Regions from separate parts of the Mus musculus genome. Here all the other regions are linked to region 1. The links are chromatin loops, found by intact Hi-C in ENCODE. Cell type or tissue: left cerebral cortex. All regions are shown on one strand. Each heading gives the region's core, and the rest is flanking DNA. Links, peaks and the distances in the headings are about the cores only. Region 1 holds the start of Nudt10 (nudix (nucleoside diphosphate linked moiety X)-type motif 10). Region 2 holds the start of Gm26618 (a long non-coding RNA gene). Region 3 overlaps Gm26618 (a long non-coding RNA gene).

Region 1 (6,824 bases), core at 1,100-6,099:
GACACCTACACACAGACACACACCGACACACACACACACACACACACACACACACACACACACACACGTTTATTTTCAAGAATCACCCAAATCCTAAATCCCTAGCTGCTCATTTGTGTGGAGGCCAGAAAGGGGCACAGGGTGTGAGGATGGAGGCTCTTGACATGGGATCCAAGACTTCAGTGGGTGCTGCCCCAGAAACAGCTTGCAATGAGGTTGAAAGGAGGGTCTTAACAAGAAGTCCGGGGTTCACTGACTGGAAACTGTGCAAACCGAGAAGAGGGGTTATGTGCAAGTGTTTAAGGCAAGGGCTGAACCAACATGGTGGACAAGCTGCAGAAGGGAACCTGTTGAAGAAGGCGAGCTGCATGTGACTCAGCAAAGATTCTTCTGGCAAGACTCTCATTGGTCATTCTGGGGACACCAGGCCTTCTGCCTATAAATAAGGCAGTGCAGTTCATGATGGGAGCTGAGTGTGAGGCCCGGGCCTCGACCCCTCTGCTTAGGCGACTCTCAGGGAGGACCTGGCCCCCTCTGCCTCCAGGTCTGGCTGAGACCCACACGTGGTGAGGACCCTGTGCAGCCAAGTCACAGTTGTGTGCACCTCCCCAGAGCACTGGCAGCAAGCAGCTTCCCAGTGCCAGCGGTGCGGGGCGCCTGCGCAGTGGGCCGGCGGCGTCGCGCTTTGCGGGAGTCGGGAGACCCCCGCCTCCGCGCCTCCGCCCCTCGCCCTCCGCCGCGCGCGCGCACGCGGGCCCGGCCACGCGCGCGCACGCGCCTCACCTCGCTCAACCCCTGGCGCAGCAGCGGCGGCGGCGGCGGCGGCGGCGGCAGAGCGGGCGAGCGCGCGCGAGATCGCGGCGATCCGGAGGGCGGGGACCGCGCACGGTCCACTCCGGGGCTGTGCGGAGGCGCGGGCTCTGGGCTCCCGGCTCCGGGCGGCGGAAGCGGCGCCTCCAATCAGGCGGCGGGCTCGCGACCCTCGGCGCGCCCGGCCGGTGCCGCCCGCCCCGCGGACTGACTGACGCGCCGGCTCGCCCCCGCCCCCGCGCCCGCCCGCCCGCCCGCCCCCGCCTCGTCTCCGCTGGCTCGGCACAGACTGCGCTCCGCTCCACTCCGCTCTCCTCTCCTCTCCTCCAGCCTCGCCGGGCCCTCTCCCTGCCAGCCTTTGCTCCTCGGCTGCGCGGCGGCAGTGGCCCGCTCGCTAGGCAGCTGCAAGCGACCTCAGAGGCGGCGGCGGCGGCGGCGTCGGGGAGGATGAAGTGCAAGCCGAACCAGACGCGGACCTACGACCCCGAGGGCTTCAAGAAGCGCGCCGCGTGCCTGTGCTTCCGCAGCGAGCGCGAGGACGAGGTGCTGCTGGTGAGCAGCAGCCGCTACCCCGACCGCTGGATCGTGCCGGGAGGGGGCATGGAGCCCGAGGAGGAGCCGGACGGCGCGGCGGTGCGCGAGGTGTACGAGGAGGCGGGAGTCAAGGGGAAGTTGGGCCGCTTGCTGGGCGTCTTCGAGCAGAACCAGGACCGCAAGCACCGGACCTACGTGTTCGTGCTCACCGTCACCGAGCTGCTGGAGGATTGGGAAGACTCGGTCAGCATCGGCAGGAAGCGCGAGTGGTTCAAGATCGAAGATGCCATCAAGGTCCTGCAGTGCCATAAGCCCGTGCACGCCGAGTACCTGGAGAAACTGAAGCTGGGCGGCTCCCCTACTAATGGGAACTCGGCCGCCCCGTCCCCGCCAGAGAGCGAGCCCTAGTATGTACCGCTCCCGCCCGGACTCCTGCCTGTCGCCTCCCCGCACTTGCCTCCTGCTTGCCAGGGGAGCGCCTCTCCTGCCCTGTGCGCCCTCCTGCACGGGCAGGAGGGAGGCTTCTTTTGTTTCCTTGGCAGGCAGACCTCTGAATCACGCTTGCAAACTGTCTCGGTTGCCAGGCGCTGTTTGCAGACAATTTGCACGTTTTTCAGATGCTTTTCCAATCGCTTCTTGGTGACACTGTAAAAATCTTGCGGTCAGCCACAGCTGCATGGGATTTTGTGAAAGGTGCCTTAGCTGCTTGCTCTGCTCTTCTTGGAGGGTGTGCGTGTTAGTGTGTGTGTGTTCGTGTGTGCGTCTGTGTGTGCTTGCGTGCCTGTCTGCTTTGTGATGTTTTTGTTTGGATGGTTTTTTTCCCCCCTATAAACAGCCTTATGCTTTTGTGTGTGGGTGTGTGCGCGCGCTTTTGATGTCAGGCTTCTGTTTTTTTTTTTTTTTTTTTTTTTTTTTTCTTAGTGGAGCGGCCTTTAGAGTCCTACCAGCTGGTGAGGGGCGTGCGTTCGGGGGCAGGAGGAGCATCTTTTTATGTTTTTTCCTTATTTTCTCATTCACAGCCTTCACAGTGAATATGACTGGAGGGCGTCTCACCACCAACATTCTAAATGTGCTCTACAAACCTGTAATAAATATACATTGATGCTGACACTAACTTAAACATTTTATTCTATAGGTTACCTTTAAAAAACTAACTTACTAAACTTAGAATTGCATATCATCAATTTTCTCAATTGGTACTCTGTTACATAAATCCATTGAAGTAAAATAGGTGTAGTCACGAAAGTGATACTGTCAAAGAAATGAGTACAAACCTGCTTACCCAAACAATTGCTTTTATAAACCAAGCATTTAATTTCATGCCCTCAATAATAATAAATTATTGACCATCGTTTTCACTACTCAGTAATCTCAGTCTTAAGAGTTTACCCCTATCCAAGAGATATGAATTATTGATCTATTTATGTATTGTATATATAAAAATACCTCTTATCTAAAGCATGCCATGCGTATGTTGGAAGTTTAACTACAATATGGCATTCTAGACATAATAACACAGTATCCTATTTTGGCTTATGAACTCTAATTGAGACTGTTGATTTAAGCAGCTTTCATTAGCATCCTATAAACATACATTGTTGCATTCAAAAGTATTTGAATTGATCACTGAGATTTTCTTTGGGATCCACATAGGTTGTTTGTGCAATTTTCAACCTTCCAAATCTTTTCCATTTTCATATTTCATACCAAAAATATACCAGTGAACACGCTTTAAATTCAATTTTATGTAGACAGTTAGATATCCTTCCTGATGTTCAGTCTAGAAAAGTAAAGATTGAAAGCATTTAAATAGAATAATTCCAAGAAATGCAGACCAAGCAGCTGACTCAGAAAGAAGGCAAGTCATGTGTACATCTTACAGTCTCCAAAGTTGGACCAGCAGCTGGGATTTTTCTCCTTGGTGTGGTTACTTAGTGCCTACGGATTTTGTGTGTTGCATGCAATGAAGATGTACAGCTGAAATTTCAATTGATCCCCTTCCCCTCCAAGTCCAGAACACTGATGAAAGATAATTAAGACTCTTATACACAATTATAGGAATTTGCTTTCAGCATGTTGTCTTAAAGGGCTGATTCCACTCCCACCCAGTCCCCACTGGACAAGTGCCTATGCTTATCCTTTAAAAAGCTTGAAGAAGCCATGCTGAAGTGGAAATCATTTTGATATGTTTGATGCAGGCACAAGGTGTATTAGAAACCTATGTTTTGTCAATCAGATCATTTCTGCAAGAAGTAAGGGCTTGAAACGTAGCTACAAATAATTCCTTGATCTGGTTTTGTTTGAGAGAATTGATGTAAGGCTTTATTTAGAAGCATCAGTAAAACGTGAAGTGGCTAAGAACAAGAACAGGCAGAGTGTAACAGCAGTACGGGCAGCAGTGCTTTTGTATTAACAGGCTCTGTCTGAGTCCGGAGTTGCTTCTTTCTTTCCTTGCTTCCTGTTGAATGGGGTTCCTTTATAAGAAAGAACAATCTCTCCCTCAACAGTTGTTAACTGGGGAAGGGAGCTGAAATTGCTTAGAACCTATACAATACTAACAGCTAGCCAAATTTTTTTTTCCCCAGAGTTCTTTTTGTGGAATATGAACTCCCTGAAGATTAGAACCCAACCTGAATCCAGCCTAACTCCAGGGCCTCAAAAGAGGGGCTAAACTTCAGAGATATTTGTTATTGACTTACACATTAGAAATGTCTACTACCAGTGAATTTCCAAATTTTCTCTTTTAAGCTTTATAACATACCCAGGGGACTTTATTTCTTTAGCCTCTCACCTGTGCTTACAGTGGAACTTCAAATGGATAATTCACTGCAGGCTTTTCCAGTATAAAGGGTTGATGAACCATACTAAATCCTCAGTAAATATTTGTTGTTTAGACTCTACAGGAATGGACAAACCCGTAAAACCTTTATTAATCAGATTATCTTTTTTTAGGTGAATGGAATAAATGTTATTGAGATTTACTTTGAGAGAATCAAGTATGTGAAGCCAGTGATGAATGGAATTGTGAAGCACAGGTGAGCTCTTTGACCCCCCCAAGGACACAGCTCATCCTATGCTTTTGGACACTTCTTTCCTGGTATTAACAATGGCTACTCTTCAGGTTGTTGCACTACCACTGTATCTGTACAGAATTCTATTTGGCACCTGTGGCCTTTGTGTGCTTTTGTTTGTATTTCCCATCAGATTTGACCGTGAATGCAAAGAGCGTGCTTTCTTAGTCTTTTTATATCTAGCATACATTACTTGATATATGGTAGGCGTCACTGAATATTTGTTTAATATTTTGTAATGATAATGAATGGTGAAACATCCCCCTTCTAATATCTCTAGCATATATGTGGCTTTTGTATTTCAAGGCAGCTGTGAGATAGGAGCAAAAATGTTGTTCATATGTCTGTGTTATCCCAGACATTATGTATCTCCTACATTTGCCAAAATTTTGACCTAAATTTGACTGTGCCTCTTGACATAATTTCTCCTCTATAGAAAATGCAGGAGACAGAGAAACAGTTTACTATATATCAAACAGATGAGATTCATGGAATCTTCAGACTCCAAGAAAACACAGGACAGATGATCCAGTTTCTTCGGTATATTAGTCACAAGGATGAAAGGAAAAGGTGGAGGCTGAACCTGTGGGTTGAGAAAGGCTTCAGAGAATGATCAGTACCTATATGGATCTTATCTCGATCCTGATTTGATCAAACTAGAAATGAGTGAATTTATCAGACAACTAGAATACTTTGAGCATTGGCTGGATATTTTCATGTTGATTATTATAATACTATTGTTATATTGGAATCAAGAATACTTATCTGCATTCAAATATTTACAGTTGAAATGATATAATGTCTGGGATTTGCTTCAAAATATGTCTTGATATTAAATACACTGGACATAACTCAAACAAGATTGGCCTTTAAGATCATCTAAGCTCAGTGATAATTAAACGATGTTCATTATATATGTTCATCTCTGCTTTTGTATGTTTGACATTTTCCATAATAAAAAGTTAATCAAAATCATTGGAAATGCTGGAGTCCTTATAATTAATGTAGGATGTAATGTTGGGGGAAAACAATGAGGAGGAAAAAGTTTATAGCTTGGTTTTTAAATGTTGGCTCCAGGATACTACTTCTGGTCGAAGATGCCAAATTCACAGAAATAAAAGGTGACATGCCCTGGAATGGCTAGTTACACCCTTGGTATAGACCACTGCTTGGAGTTTTTGTTTGTTATTTCGTTTTTTATTTTTTGTTTTTTATTTTTTTTCTTTATCCTACTGAAATAGGAACAGTTAAATCATTCCTTTACAACTATTGGAAAAATGGTAGTTGATTTTACTATGTTGAGAATAGATTCCGATGCCATTTGCATTCTAGTTCATAGCAACGTGAAGTCAAGGGCAGGGTCTCCAGGGAATAAGTTTATAAAAATCCGCATTACACTATTTTAAAAGGGTCTTCAGAAAACACAACTCATTAGTTGTAGATGTGTATGCTGTACACTCTGTCCAATATTTTATTTGAAGGCAGGCAAAACAAGAAAATAAGCAGTTAGGATTCCTGACTAAAGATCATCTTTTGAGTTCTGTAGTGGTTCAGATTCTGCAAAAAACCTGAAGACAATCAGGTCCAAGGTACTAATTAACAGACTAGGGTCAGTCCTGACATTTGGGGGTTAAGGAACAGGAAACGCAGTTCAGGCAACACTGCAGCCTCCGGTCAAAGATGAAGATTTCCTCTGTAGGTAGTTAAGTGTTTCTGATCCCAAGAGCAAGCAGTTGCCCTGAATCAGCTGCTGTCTGGAAAAGGGGGAGATGAAAGTCTTACTCATGCTAGCTGGCTAATGTTTTCAGTAACCAGGGTACCCAGTGAGAAAGCATCGTGATTTACCTGTGGAACTTGTTTCCAAGTTCAGGTCAATTGATTTGAGAGTTAAAATTTGGAGGCAGCCAGACCCATGGAAAACTTGAGGTGGTGTTAATGGTAAAAATAGTGCTTTGGGGCCCAATAGGCTGTGGCTCAAAGCTGACTTGACCTGTAATGGTCTGTGTCAGGTTATGTCTGTAGTCTCCCGTTTTCCCATCTGTAAAATGTACCAGGTATTTTTAGTTCATACTTTTGCAAGCCACAAGTGCAGTATACTGGGGTATTCCCTGTACCCACCCTGTTCTGTCCTGTCACAGATCTTAGCCCACTTTTATTAGCCTTAATCAACTGAACTGTAAGGTCTCCTGACTCTGAGACTCAAACTGGGTTCTCCCTTATTCCAAAAGTCTGGAATGTGGTACTCGTGGTGCCTGTTATATAATTTATTTAATAAATTTATATAATTTTATTTATATAAACTTTATATATGTGTGTGTATATATATGTATATATATATATATATGTATGTATATATGTATTATATCAATGATTTTCTCAACTAGTATTTGCCAAAGAAATAAATCCCCA
Region 2 (6,824 bases), core at 569-5,568, 78 kb after region 1:
TTGCCCTTGGTTGCTTCCCAAAGGTTGAAGGTGAGTCTCTACTGCCAAAGAGCTCAAACTTTGGACCTAAAACTCAGACGAATAGAGTTGGATCTAACTTGAAAGCTCTCTTTTTGTGGCATAACTATCATAGTACTAGAAGATACTATGCAAGATGCCAAGAAAAGGAAGCAGTCAGTAGCCCCATCCATTTGTGATGTCCATGAACCACAACAATGACCAACAGAGCAAGACATCTCTAAAGGTGCAATATTGGTATGATTAGTGTTAAGATACATTTCACAGGAGGAAAATCATGCCTAGTACTATAAACCTAGCCAACTACTCAAAGCTGTGAAGTCATGGATCATATTTAACACACACACACACACACACAAAATCAAACTACTCCCACTATTTTACTAGACAAACATAATTCCTAACTTCATTCAGAAACTTATCTTTATACCAACCAATAGTGTAATTCTCACCTTCACATCAAAACTTCTTTTTGCAGCAAAAAGAAAACCATTACAGAAAACCACAACTATTCATACTGTAGAGACCAGTTTGGGAGAGCAGAGGAAGCCTGCCCCTCCCCCAGATACATCTACAACACAACACAACATTTGTACCTAAGGCCCACATAGTAACATAGCAGAAAGGGAAATGAAAATATTCTAAGAGCCAGAGACCAAAAACCAAAAACCAAAAACCAAAAACCAAAACCCTTCTGTGAGACTGAGTTGTGTAGAAATGAAAGCAAAGCTATACCTTGCTAGCTGAACAGATGGCTGCCTGAATGATGACAATACCAATACACATGCTGACAAGGAAGGGTGAAATTTCAAGGGGTCCTACTCCTAGACAAAATCTACACGCAAATAATGATTGCTAAGAGAATGAGAATTAGTTTCTCACAGGGGTGAGCTCCCTAATTGGTTATCCAGCACAAAGTACTAAAATGATATCAGAAGCAACACCACATAGAATTAGCAGGTTGTATGTATGTGTGTATTTATGTAAGTATGCATGTATGTAAAACAAGAAAAAGAGGAAATGAATTTGAGAGGGCGGGGAGCATAGGAGATGTTGGAGGGAGGGGAACATGGAAGACCTTGCAGAGAGTAAAAGAATGGAAGAAGTGATGTAATTAGATTCTAATTAAAATTAAACAAATGTGAATATAAAAAATACTCAATATTTAATGCCTTGTGTAAAAATAAATAAGTACACTTGTTTAAAAATACCTTTTCACAGATAAGGAAATAACAGAATGAAAAGGTATTTTATAGAATGGGAGAAAATTTTTGTCAGCTGTTCAACGGAGAATGGATTAATATCTGGAATATATTAAAAACTATAAAAACAAATTAACAAATATCCCTAAAGAAATGAATGACACAATGGGAAAATGGACAGATGAACTCTATACAAATAAAATATAGTTATTAATATGTATATGCATAAAACTATGTGAACCAGCTATCTTACAATAGAAACATCTGCCTATCCATGTTTTCTATACAATTATTCATATGGGTCAAGTTATGGAACCAGTCTATGTGGTCACCGATGAATGAATGGACAAAATATGACTTATAGTGCATTACTATTTAGCCATACAGAAAATGAATTCATATCTTTGCAGGAAAATGGATGGAATTTTAGATAATCATATTCAGTGGTATAAGCCACACTCAGAAATAGTTTCTCCCAATTACAGAACCTATATTAAAAAGAAAAGGCGTGACAGTAGAACGGGGTTTATTTGGAAAGAAGTCAGCCAATGTGGGAAGGCAGAAAATATGAGAGGATTACAGGGAATGAATATCATTAAAATATGTTATATTACACATAAATCTCACAATAAAAGTCACATTTTATATAATTAATACATTCTAAAATATGTTTGGAAGAAGAAAAACCAACTTGTTATCATTAAATGTCGAAATGACAGAATTAAGAATGTAAACCTCAAAACTGAAATTCTTGGTTACAAAGAAGTCCCCACACTAACAAGGAATCAGTTCTCTAGGGTCTTTCTTCTGCTTTGTTTTTTCTTTGATTTGTTTTGCAGTCTATACCTGCTCTGTCTTAGCCTGAAGGCTTTTGGAGGTGTGGGAGGTGCATCTACTTTGCATTTGCACTAGACTAATTAAATTTAAATTCTTCACCTTAACTGAGGGGAAACACTTGAGGAAAAGATTCTACTTAAGTTAGCTTTTCTTCACCCAGCATCCAGAACATTTCCTAAATTTTAGCATATAAGAAAACTAAAAGTAAATCCAAATGAAATGTTTTAAGATTACCAAACCTTAGTGAAAGTATTTCAGAATACATGAAATAAATCCAGTTCCTTTTGTATTAAATATTTCAAATATATTTTCGTATTTATTCTCTGCTATATTGAAATAGAATAGTATTTTTCTCCTTTTCCATATTCATTTATATATAATCATATACATATACAATTATTCAGAACTAAAGGCACAGGTTTTTGATACCAACACAAAAGCTTATCAGGACGGAAATTTAGGAAAAGGGGGGTGGTGGTGGTGGCTTCAGATACACTGCAGATACACGTCGTTGCACTAGCCACTGTCACTTTAACAGTAAGAAAAACACCTTGGCCTCTTTTGCAACAAGTGACTGGTCTTTGCACTTCCAAGAAGCAAAGAAGTAAGCTAGTAAGTTGTTAAGACTTGAGCTTCCCATTCTTTGTCCTCTCAACAGGGTCAAGACTCTTAACTTTGGCTTTTATGGCCAGAGGGGTTGCGGGTGGGGGTGGGGACAGAGTGAGGCAGAATAAAGAACACAGCCACAACCACAACCAAAACCAAACGGCACAGCCAAGGGAGAATCGCAGCTTTCTCCCCGCCCCCTACCCCCAGCTACCTTGAATCTGGCCCCACAAGAGCACAGCAGCCTGGGGTCCATGGTGAGATCTGGAGTCTTTTGGAAGCTGCTGAGGCAAAGCCCCTTTGCAGAGGGGGAAAAAAAAAAAAAAAAAAGATCAGGGGCGCGGATGCACAGCTCCTTGCGCCGCCTGCCTTTACCAATGACCTAGCCCGTGCACGCAGCGCAAGCGCTGGGAGGCGCTCGGGCAGCGCCGGGCCTAGGCCCTAAAGGCTCCTAAGCCAAGCTCCTGCGGAAAGCTCCGTGTCCAGGGTTGTAGAGTGGCGCTGCGACTGAGGCTCGGCGCAGAGTTGGGGGCTGTGCCCCTGCAGCCTCCCCAGTGCAGGATTATAGCTGCGGATTCTGCAGAAAGGGGCAGCGCCTGCGCCTGCACTTCGCAGCCTCCGCCCTCCTTGCTCCACTTGGCGAGGGGAGCATCACTGCTCACAAGCTAGCTTCCGCAGCAGGTGCACTTGGTCTGATTCCCTTTACTGCTCTGCGCTGCCTGGACCACAAGACATTTTCCTGAAGGTAAAGTCCACAGACAAGTGGCCTCACTCTCCCGCTCATCCACTTTTGTCTTGCGATTCCGCACATTCAGTATTTGTATGGTCAGTGTTTTGTCTTTTGAAGTGGTTTACCCTTGCAAACTCAGTTCTTTGATGCGTTTTTTTGTTTGTTTGTTTGTTTTTGTTTTAAAAAAGCCGTTTGTCACGTTTGTCCGTCGTCTCCTAAGAAGGCAGCGCTTGTGTGCTTGCGTGCGCGTGCGTAGATTTTCAACTTCTTTACTCGAAGGAGCTGAAATCAGAAGTGGCCATTTTTGCAGTATGGTACAGTCAGTATAAGTCTGTGGTTTAAAAATGCACAATAAAGAGCTGAGAAGCAGGGTGTGAGGAGTTTAAAGGAGTTGCAGAGATTGTGAGAAGGTTGTAAATTTAGAAGCAAATGATTTTTATTTAAACACTTGTTCCTCTTTAGTTTTTAAAATCATGTAAGTAATTTTGAAAAAGAAAAGTATTGCGATTTCAGTAGAAATAATCTGCAAAAGTTTCACACAGAAAATATGTACAAATAATAATATCATGGGCAGGTTATGTCAGAAACATAGAGTGAAATCTTTCCTTTCCATAAAGTCAAAGTTTGATGGATAACAATTAAATTTACAACTATGTCAACTTCATTGGGTTTGGTTTACTAAGTACTTATGATTTCAATCTATAGTTGTGGGCATATTCTCAGATCACATGATACAATTCACACAATGAAATTGTGCATGTATATGTATATCTACATATATAAATGTGTGTATATGTGTTAACAGGATGGTTAAGAAAAGGTTAAAGGGCTTACAGAGTCCAAAGGAGGCAATATTGAAGGTATACACAGTGAGCTTTATTAATAAAAGGTATGGAAAAGTGTCTTTAGGTGCTAGGTACAAAATTTTCGGAACAAATGACATGATAGTGTATTGTTGTAGGCACGGAATTGTCAGATTCCAGTGGCAGGCCTGTTTGAATGCCAGTTAGAAATGGGTTGTATGTCAATTTCAGGAGAAATTGAGCTTCAGCTAGAGGCTTGGTCCTTTGCTATGGCAGTTTTCCTGGCTGGAACCCACGACCAGTGACCAAGTGATAGGTCAGTGTATGTGCCATAATCTTGCCTTGGGGTTTTTCCTTCTTCTATAGACAAGGTGGATGACTTACATTATTTGTCGGTCATGTGTGTTTGATAAGGCCTGTAGCCTGGTGTTGTTCATATGGTTTTGCGATACCTGTCTGTCCATGTTTCCATGATTTGATTTAATAAGTTCACAGGTGGTTGTAGCTTACTTGTGTGCAAATAAGTTATTTATCAGACTGTACCTTATAATTTGTAAATATTGTTTACTTGCATAAAGGAGAAAAAGAGTCATCCTGCTTTGACATTTGAACTCAAAGTTGAGGAAACTATTGTGTTATAAAGTAAAATGCCCCAGGGCAAGGTACAGCTTGGAAGTTATTGTTCAATATAATTGGGAGTGACTTAGCGCAGGGTACCATTGCTTTCCACAACTCAGGGTACTCTTTAAACAATTAAATACATGTTTCAATATATGCAGTTAACACCTTTCATTTGCTGATGTTAATCAGTATTTGGAAGTTGAGCTTTACTCTAATCTTGTCATATTTGCACGTTAATTGACTTAGTAATGTGGAAATTATGTCTTGCTAAATTTGGAGAAAACAATGCAAAGAAATGAACTGCACTACTTTTCCCAAGGGGGGGGGGGCGGAAACAGGGCTGAAAAGACTGTTACTTGTTGAAAGTCAGATGTTAAATAAGAGTTAGAATTAAGAGTCTTCTAAGCCCATCTGTTGAGCTCTAAATTATGCACTCTCTACTTGTCTCCCACTGCATGTTTTTAGGTAGCCACATCTTTATCAGAAAATGGTGTTACTGTTTCACTAAGATTAGAAATCTAAACTACTGGTGATAATTGAAGGAGAATTGAATACAATCATCCACATCTTTTAGGAGAATCATCCATGAGTAAAATAATGATTTGGAAATTAGAAGTGGAAATTTAAATTTCCAAATTTATATAATAATTAGTCTAAACAAACAATCTTTTCAGTTCGTACACACACTTGTGCACACACACACACACACACACACACACACAGAGAGAGAGAGAGAGAGAGAGAGAGAGAGAGAGAGAGAGAGATCTCCATGGATTAATCTGATTTATTAACATGGGTTTTCTGTTTTGTAAAACTGAGTGAAATTCAACAGTAGGTATAACTCTGCCATATCCTAGTCTTTTTCTAGTCATGTGAACATAGTATAATATTAGGAAATAAATTAATTTATTCATTGTAGCTATAATTTGAAGGGGAGCATATGATTAATATTTAATGGTTTAACCAGATTGTTAAATTTTCTGAATTAGTAGTTCTCGTATTCTTGGTCTGTCTTCTACCACCATAATACACAATTTTGTGTCTGAAATTCTCAGGAGCAAATGTTTCAAATACTTTATTCTGTGTTAATTATGTAAGATCCACAACAAAGTCAGAAATGATACTTCTGAATCTAACAAAACAGTAATTCTGCAATGAAACATAAATATCATTTTTATAGATTCATGTCAATTGAGGTCAAGGTTTATGTAGAAATGATTCATGAAATGTTTGCTTTTCAAAGCATCTTTGATTTTAGATGTGCCTAGTATTAGGTTCCAAGTCTTAAGTATATTTTTGTCAATTCTTCTTGTCTTTCATAGTTTATTTTTCTGGTACCTTTTTGCGTTCATTTAAGGATAACATTAAAATAGGGGAATGAAAAAAATAAAATAGGGGAATGTATAATTATAAGGCTCAAGTTAATGACATTTTACAAAACTGAATATATGCATGTAATAACCACCTAAGCAATGATTTAAAATACTTTTGACAACTCAGGAAACCATGTTATTTCTTTATTAGTTATTACTCATAAAAGTGAACATCTATTATGACCTATGCTAGTATAAATTTGTTTTGGCTGGTTTTGTACTATAGACAAATTTTTATGTGTGGTTTAATTTGCTCACTACTAATGTTTTGAGATCTGTCCATTTTGTTACATGTAAAGATATTTTATACCACAGTTTGTGCATTAAATTTTTGATGAATATTTAATTGCCACTTGTGACTATTTCCAACAATGCCACTGTGAAGACTATACATGTCTGTCGTATATAGACTTTGTGTGGTGAGCAGAATTCTACAACTGTCCTGTGTGACCCTTGTCTTTGTTGTCATCTCCTATTGAGCACAATCTTTGTATAGGCTAAGAGGTCTCTCTTGTGATTATGTTAGGCTTATGGTGAAAAAGGGAGATTTTGCAAATGTAAATAAAGTCACAAACCAGTTGCCTTTACAGGAAGGATATAATTTGAGTGGGGGCAAAACTAATCAAGTGAAATC
Region 3 (6,824 bases), core at 791-5,790, 130 kb after region 1:
GCAGTCTGTGCCGAGCCAGCGGAGACGAGGCGGGGGCGGGCGGGCGGGCGGGCGCGGGGGCGGGGGCGAGCCGGCGCGTCAGTCAGTCCGCGGGGCGGGCGGCACCGGCCGGGCGCGCCGAGGGTCGCGAGCCCGCCGCCTGATTGGAGGCGCCGCTTCCGCCGCCCGGAGCCGGGAGCCCAGAGCCCGCGCCTCCGCACAGCCCCGGAGTGGACCGTGCGCGGTCCCCGCCCTCCGGATCGCCGCGATCTCGCGCGCGCTCGCCCGCTCTGCCGCCGCCGCCGCCGCCGCCGCCGCTGCTGCGCCAGGGGTTGAGCGAGGTGAGGCGCGTGCGCGCGCGTGGCCGGGCCCGCGTGCGCGCGCGCGGCGGAGGGCGAGGGGCGGAGGCGCGGAGGCGGGGGTCTCCCGACTCCCGCAAAGCGCGACGCCGCCGGCCCACTGCGCAGGCGCCCCGCACCGCTGGCACTGGGAAGCTGCTTGCTGCCAGTGCTCTGGGGAGGTGCACACAACTGTGACTTGGCTGCACAGGGTCCTCACCACGTGTGGGTCTCAGCCAGACCTGGAGGCAGAGGGGGCCAGGTCCTCCCTGAGAGTCGCCTAAGCAGAGGGGTCGAGGCCCGGGCCTCACACTCAGCTCCCATCATGAACTGCACTGCCTTATTTATAGGCAGAAGGCCTGGTGTCCCCAGAATGACCAATGAGAGTCTTGCCAGAAGAATCTTTGCTGAGTCACATGCAGCTCGCCTTCTTCAACAGGTTCCCTTCTGCAGCTTGTCCACCATGTTGGTTCAGCCCTTGCCTTAAACACTTGCACATAACCCCTCTTCTCGGTTTGCACAGTTTCCAGTCAGTGAACCCCGGACTTCTTGTTAAGACCCTCCTTTCAACCTCATTGCAAGCTGTTTCTGGGGCAGCACCCACTGAAGTCTTGGATCCCATGTCAAGAGCCTCCATCCTCACACCCTGTGCCCCTTTCTGGCCTCCACACAAATGAGCAGCTAGGGATTTAGGATTTGGGTGATTCTTGAAAATAAACGTGTGTGTGTGTGTGTGTGTGTGTGTGTGTGTGTGTGTGTGTGTGTCGGTGTGTGTGTCGGTGTGTGTGTCGGTGTGTATGTGTGTGTGTGTACCTCTGAACAGGTGATTCTTGCAAGTGTGTGTGCACCTATTTGTGTACATGTGTGTGTGGACATTGACCTCTGAATAGGTGTAGGTCCAAGGTGGGCAAAGGTATCTCCCTCCACTGCTTCCATTACTCTCCCACCAGTATGACTTCAGAGACAGGTTTTCTAAGATGTGTCTGTACTAGACCAGAAAGCACCAGGAATTCGTAGTGTGTTTTCTAGTCTCTCTAGCGCTGGGATTGCAGCCTGGCTTTTAAGCCAGTGGTGGGCATCAGACTCAGAGCTGATGCTTGAGCCTCAAACACTTTAAGCAGTGAGCCATTGCCCTGGCCCAGCGCTTTGCATCTGGGGATTGCAAAGGTCCTTGTACTTTGCCCACATGACCTCTTGCTGGGAAGCAGGATGCCAGGGTCTAAAGTAAACACAAAATTTTCACCACAGCAAGTTCTTTTCTCTGAGCTTTCTCTCCTTGTAAAACTCTGAGGGCCCAAAAGTCTCCCCCAGCACCTCTTTGGCAAGCCTGCGCTAACTTGAAACCACCTTGCCCTGGGTACAGTAATTTTGGCTGTTTTTGCAGAGATGCAGTCTGCTGTGGTTTAGCTTGATGATATTCACAGCTGTCTTCGTGGGGGAAAGAGTTCACTTTGGTAAGGATTACTGATGTCATGGAAAGATAATTTCCATTTTCATGTACTCCTGTGCAGTATAGTCTCTTTTGTAGTTTTTTAAATTGTTTTTTTACATTCCAAATGTTGCCCCCCTTCCTAGTGCCCCCTCCAAAGAATTCTTCACCCCCTTCCCCCACCCCTTTGCCTCTGAGAAAATACTCACCCACGCACCACACCTCCCCCCGCCCCCCACCCTCCTTCCCTGGGGCATCAAGTCTCTACAGGATCAGGCTCATCCTCTCCCACTGAGCTAAGACAAGGTAGTCCTCTCCTAGATATGTGCTGGGGCCGTGGACCAGGCTGTGTGTGCTCTTTCGTTGGTGACTTAGGCTCTGGGAGCTCCCAGGGGTCCAGGTTAGTTGACACTGTTGTTCTTCCTATGGGGTTGCCATCCCTTTCAGCTCCTTCAATCCTTTCTCTAACTCGTCCATAGGGGTCAACAACTTGGTCCAATGGTTGGGTATAAGTATCTGCATCTGTCTCAGTCAGCTCCTGCTAGAGCCTCTTAGAGGAGAGCCATGCTAGGCTCCTGTGTGCAAGCATTATAGTGCCAAACATAGCATCAGTAATAGTGGAGGAATTTGGTGACCGCCCATGGGATGAAACACAAGTTGGGCTGGTCACTGAACATCCTTTCCTCCAGTCTCTGCTCCATTTTTGTCCATGCATTTGTTTTAGTCAGGAACAATTTTGGGTCAAAAAATTTGAAGGTGGGCTGGTGACCCCATTCCTCCACCGGGTCCTGAGGACATACTGGAAGTGGACTCTTCAGGTTCCATTGCCCCACTGTTGGGCATTTCAACTAAGATCACCCCGTTGAGTCGTCATGGGACCATTTTACATCCCAGGTCTCTGGGACTTTCTAGAGAGTCCCGCCACCTCCCACCCCAGCAGCTGATATTTCCAGTACTTCTCCTGGCCCTCTGGGCTTCTCTCTTTCCCCCCCCCACCAACCCCCACCACTCACCTGATCCTGACCCCCTTTCCCCTCTCCCTCCCTCCCAGCTACCTCCTTCCCTCTGCCACCTGTGGTTAATTTGTTCCCCCTTCTAAATGGGATTGAAGCACCCTCACTTGGACCTTCCTTACTGTTAAACTTCATACAGACAGTGGGCTGAATCATGGGTATTCTGTACATTTTGGCTGATATCCACTTACCAGTGACTGAATACCATGCATGTCCTTTTAGATTTGGGTTACCTCATTCAGGATGATATTTTCCAGTTCCATTCATTTGCTTGCAAATTTCATGATATCCTCCTTTTTAATAGGTGAATAGTATTCCATTGTGTAAATGAACCACAATGTCTATATCCATTCTTTGGTTGAGCGGCATCTGGATTGTTTCCAGCATCTGACTATTATGAATAAGGCTGCTATGAAGATAGTAGAGCAGGCTTCTTTGTGGTATGATAGAGCATCTTTGGGTATATGCCCAGGAGTGGTATAGCTGGGTCTTCAGGTAGAATTATTTCCAATTTTCTTAGTCAAGAACAGATTGATTTCAGAGTGGTTGGTAGTACCAGTTTGCAATCCACTGGCAATGGAGGAGTGTTCCTTTTTCTCCACATACTCTTAGCAATTCTGACTGGTGTGAGGTAGAATCTCAGATCGTTTTGATTTGCATTTCCCTCATTACTAAGGATGTTGAACATTTCTTTAAGCGCTTCTTGGCCGTCTGAATTTGCTTGTTAAGAACTCTTTGTTTTGACTGAAGGAAAGGCCATCCAGAGATTGCCCCACCTAGGGAATCCATCCCACATATAGTTACCAAACTCAGACACTAGTGTGGATGCCAAGAAGTGCTTGCTGACAGGAGCCTGATATAGCTGTCTCCTGAGAGGCTCTGCCAGTGCCTAACAAATACAGAAGTGGATGCTCACAGCCATCCATTTGACTGAGCACAGGGTCCTCATTGGAGGAGTTAGAGAAAGGACTGAAGGAGCTGAAGGGATGTGTAGCCCCATAGGAAGAAAAACAATATGAACCAGCCAGTACCCCCGGAGCTACCACGGACTAAACCACCAACAAAGAATACACATGGAGGGGCCCATGGCTGCAGATGCATATGTAGCAGAGAATGGACTAGTCAGGCATCAATGGGAGGAGAGGCACTTGGTCCTGAGAAGGCTTGATGCCCCAGTGTAGGGAAATGCCAGGACAGGGAAGCAGGAGAGGGTAGGTTGGTGAGCAGGGGATTGGGGATGGGATAGGGGGGTTTTTAGGGGAAACGATGAAAGAGGATAACATTTGAAATATAAATAAAGAAAATATCATATATATATATGTATTATTGCCAAATTTAATAAGAAAAAGAATTCTGTTTTCCTCTGTACCCCATTTTCCCATTTTTCAATTAGGTTATTTGGTCTTATGAAGTCTAAATTCTTGAGTTCTTTACTTATTTTGGATATTAGCCCCCCCCCCACTAGATATAAGGTTAGTAAAGATCTTTTCCCAATCTGTAGGTTGCAATTTCGACCTATTGACAGTGTCCTTTACCTTACAGAAGTTTTTCAGTTTCATGAGGTCCCATTTATCAATCATTGATCTTAGAGCCTGAGCCATTGGTGCTCTGTTTAGAAAATTTTCTACTGTGCCAATGCATTCAAGCTTATCCCCTAATTACTCTTTTGTCTGGTTCAGTATATCTGGTTTCATGTTGAGGTCTTTGATCTACTTGGACTTGATCTTTGTACAAGGTGGTGTATATATAGATCAATTTCCATTCTTCTACCAGAAGGATATAGTGTGCCAACCACCAGGATTTACCAAAGGAGGCAGAGGCAGGAAAATCATGAGTTCAAGGCCAATCGGGGCTAAACATCTATATTCATTCATTCTCATTCTCTCTCTCTCTCTCTCTCTCTCTCTCTCTCTCTCTCTCTCTCTCATTATTATTCTTTAATCTCTTTTTACAGTCTAGGTGTTATGCCCCTCCCAGTCAACCTTCTGACAGTTCCTAATCCCATTCCTCCTCCCCCATCTCCAAGAGGATGTCCTCCCAACTCCACAAAACCTCCCCTCTCCCTAGGGCCTCAAGTATTTCAAGGATTAGGCTCTTCAATTGTGATAAAAACTGCATGGTACTGGTATAGGTACAGACAAGTAGACCAGTGGAATAGAATTGAAGACCCAGAAATGAACCCACACACCTATGGTCACTTGATCTTTGACAAGAGTGCTAAAACCATCCAGTGGAAAAAAGACAGCGTTTTCAACAAATGGTGCTGGCACAACTGGTGGTTATCATGTAGAAGAATGTGAATTAATCCATTCTTATCTCCTTGTACTAAGGTCAAGTCTACATGGATCAAGGAACTCCACATAAAACCAGAGACACTGTTACTTATAGAGGATAAAGTAGGGGAAAGCCTCGAAGATATGGGCACAGGGGGAAAATTCCTGAACAGAAGAGCAATGGCTTCTTTCTACCTCTGAGCCAACAAGGTCCCTGAAACCTAGTGTCTACCAAGGACTGGAAGGAAAGACATCCACGGAAAGAAACATTGGCAACAAAGTTCCATGGATCCCAAAGGATCATTGTGATCTTTCTTCTTGAGTCTGTAAATTGCCTAAATTAAGGTTGTTTAACCCTGGTGAAGTTCTCTTCCTGCTCGTGTGTGTGTGTGTGTGTGTGTGTGTGTGTGTGTGTGTGTGTGTGTGTTATTTGTCACTAGGGAAGATAGGATTGTTTGCCTTTCACCAAACATCCATATTCTACTCTCACTTTCCCTCAGGGATGGCAGTGGATTTATAGTGGATCGCCAGTAGGTAATTCAGCAAATGCTCCCCCAGGGATGCAATGACTGGAAGACTTAAGACCCCAGCATTCCTTATGTGGATTCCCATTGTATTACAGTCTATATTCAGAGACTCTTCTGTGCCTTTATGAATGATGTGATATTTTGTAGACTGGAAACAATTTCTAGTATTAAACAAACTGAGCGAAAAGCCACATTTTACCAACAAACATCATGAACCTGAGACTAATCTTTAGACACAGTACTCATCATCCATGCTGCAATAGGCATTGCATTTATCTTCTTCTGTACAATCTTTTAAAAATCCCTTTGAAGCAGAGAGCATCCATTGCATATGGGCAAGGATAACATTAAGATTCACAGCTATGCAGCTTTTCAGTATCTAGTAGTTGTTACATAGGCACATGAGATCAAATTCTAGGGTTCATAGAATGGACTGCCCAGCTCAGGAAGTCTCCTTGAGCTTCCCCCCAGCTCCTGTCTCTGTGCCTTCCCTTGTTCTGGCTGCTTGGCTCCTCAGCTCACTCAGGAATTCCAGTCCTTAGCTTCTCAGAATCCCCTTGAATTAAACATTATCACAAACACCATCGTTCAAAGGCTACCAAAGTCTACACTGATTCCCACTGTCTTACAGAAAGAGGACAATCCCCCGAACAGTTAAAGAGATGAAATACTTGCTCTATACATCTTGAGCAAGAAGCTATATCAGCATAGATAGTTTACCAAAAGGTATGTTTTATTATGCTGAAAGTCACAATGCAAGACTCATAGTATACATTCTAAGTTTGGTCCTAAGCCTTTTTTCCCAAGGCTCCTCAGCTGCATGATGTATCTTAGCTGAAGGTCAGGTCCAGTCTCTAAGAGCACTCTTTGATTTGAGGGTCAGGAGCCTGGGGGAGACTCTCCAGCAACAGGAGAGCTGAAGGTGGCATCTCTGCGGATGTGCACAGTTGAGCATGACTCTTGGTCTTAGCTTATATACTGTTCAGTTAATATCATCGAGTTCTAGGACTGTATTTGGTTCATTGAGTTATGACTCTGGTTTCTGCTTATCAGGTACAGCCTTGAGTGTAGCAAGATTCCAGACTAACGTATTTTTCATCTCAAAAATGCATTTTCGTTTGCTGTACTCATTAAAGTGTCCTACCTGCATTTGAGGGGCACAGGTCCTTGTTTCAAGGTTGGTGTCTGTGTCCCACATAAGATCAGGGTATCTTCTCTTCCCCAAAACTCACACAAGTGCCATCAGCATATTCCCTATTTATCAG

What was found. Peaks named below come from ENCODE experiments on the same cell type or tissue, not always from the same donor. Only the 100,000 strongest peaks of a DNase experiment are listed, where the experiment ranks them.
Region 2: it touches region 1 in a loop (2.5-fold over the local background); 2 of 42 quality-filtered maps call a loop at or near these places.
Region 3: it touches region 1 in a loop (5-fold over the local background); 4 of 42 quality-filtered maps call a loop at or near these places.

What each region holds. Positions count from the first base shown.
Region 1 is chrX:6,167,269-6,174,092 of GRCm38, reverse strand. Nudt10 (nudix (nucleoside diphosphate linked moiety X)-type motif 10) reads left to right here and starts at 1,102. Exons shown (of 2, transcript NM_001031664.1): 1 at 1,102-1,751; 2 at 4,297-5,397. The coding sequence starts at 1,258. The coding sequence ends at 4,297. In left cerebral cortex, for the core only: no CTCF peak of the experiment used is centred there; DNase peaks (open chromatin) are centred at 1,779, 2,177, 3,378, 3,659 and 1 more place; H3K4me3 peaks cover 1,564 bases.
Region 2 is chrX:6,088,589-6,095,412 of GRCm38, reverse strand. It overlaps Gm26618 (a long non-coding RNA gene), which reads left to right and starts at 2,857. Exons shown (of 4, transcript XR_001782831.2): 1 at 2,857-3,408. In left cerebral cortex, for the core only: a CTCF peak has its summit at 3,050; DNase peaks (open chromatin) are centred at 2,587, 3,214 and 3,607; H3K4me3 peaks cover 1,297 bases; H3K27ac peaks cover 719 bases.
Region 3 is chrX:6,040,927-6,047,750 of GRCm38, reverse strand. The region is part of intron 1 of Gm26618 (a long non-coding RNA gene); the gene reads left to right. Nudt11 (nudix (nucleoside diphosphate linked moiety X)-type motif 11) reads right to left here and starts at 244. Exons shown (of 2, transcript NM_021431.2): 1 at 1-244. In left cerebral cortex, for the core only: no CTCF peak of the experiment used is centred there; a DNase peak (open chromatin) is centred at 3,527.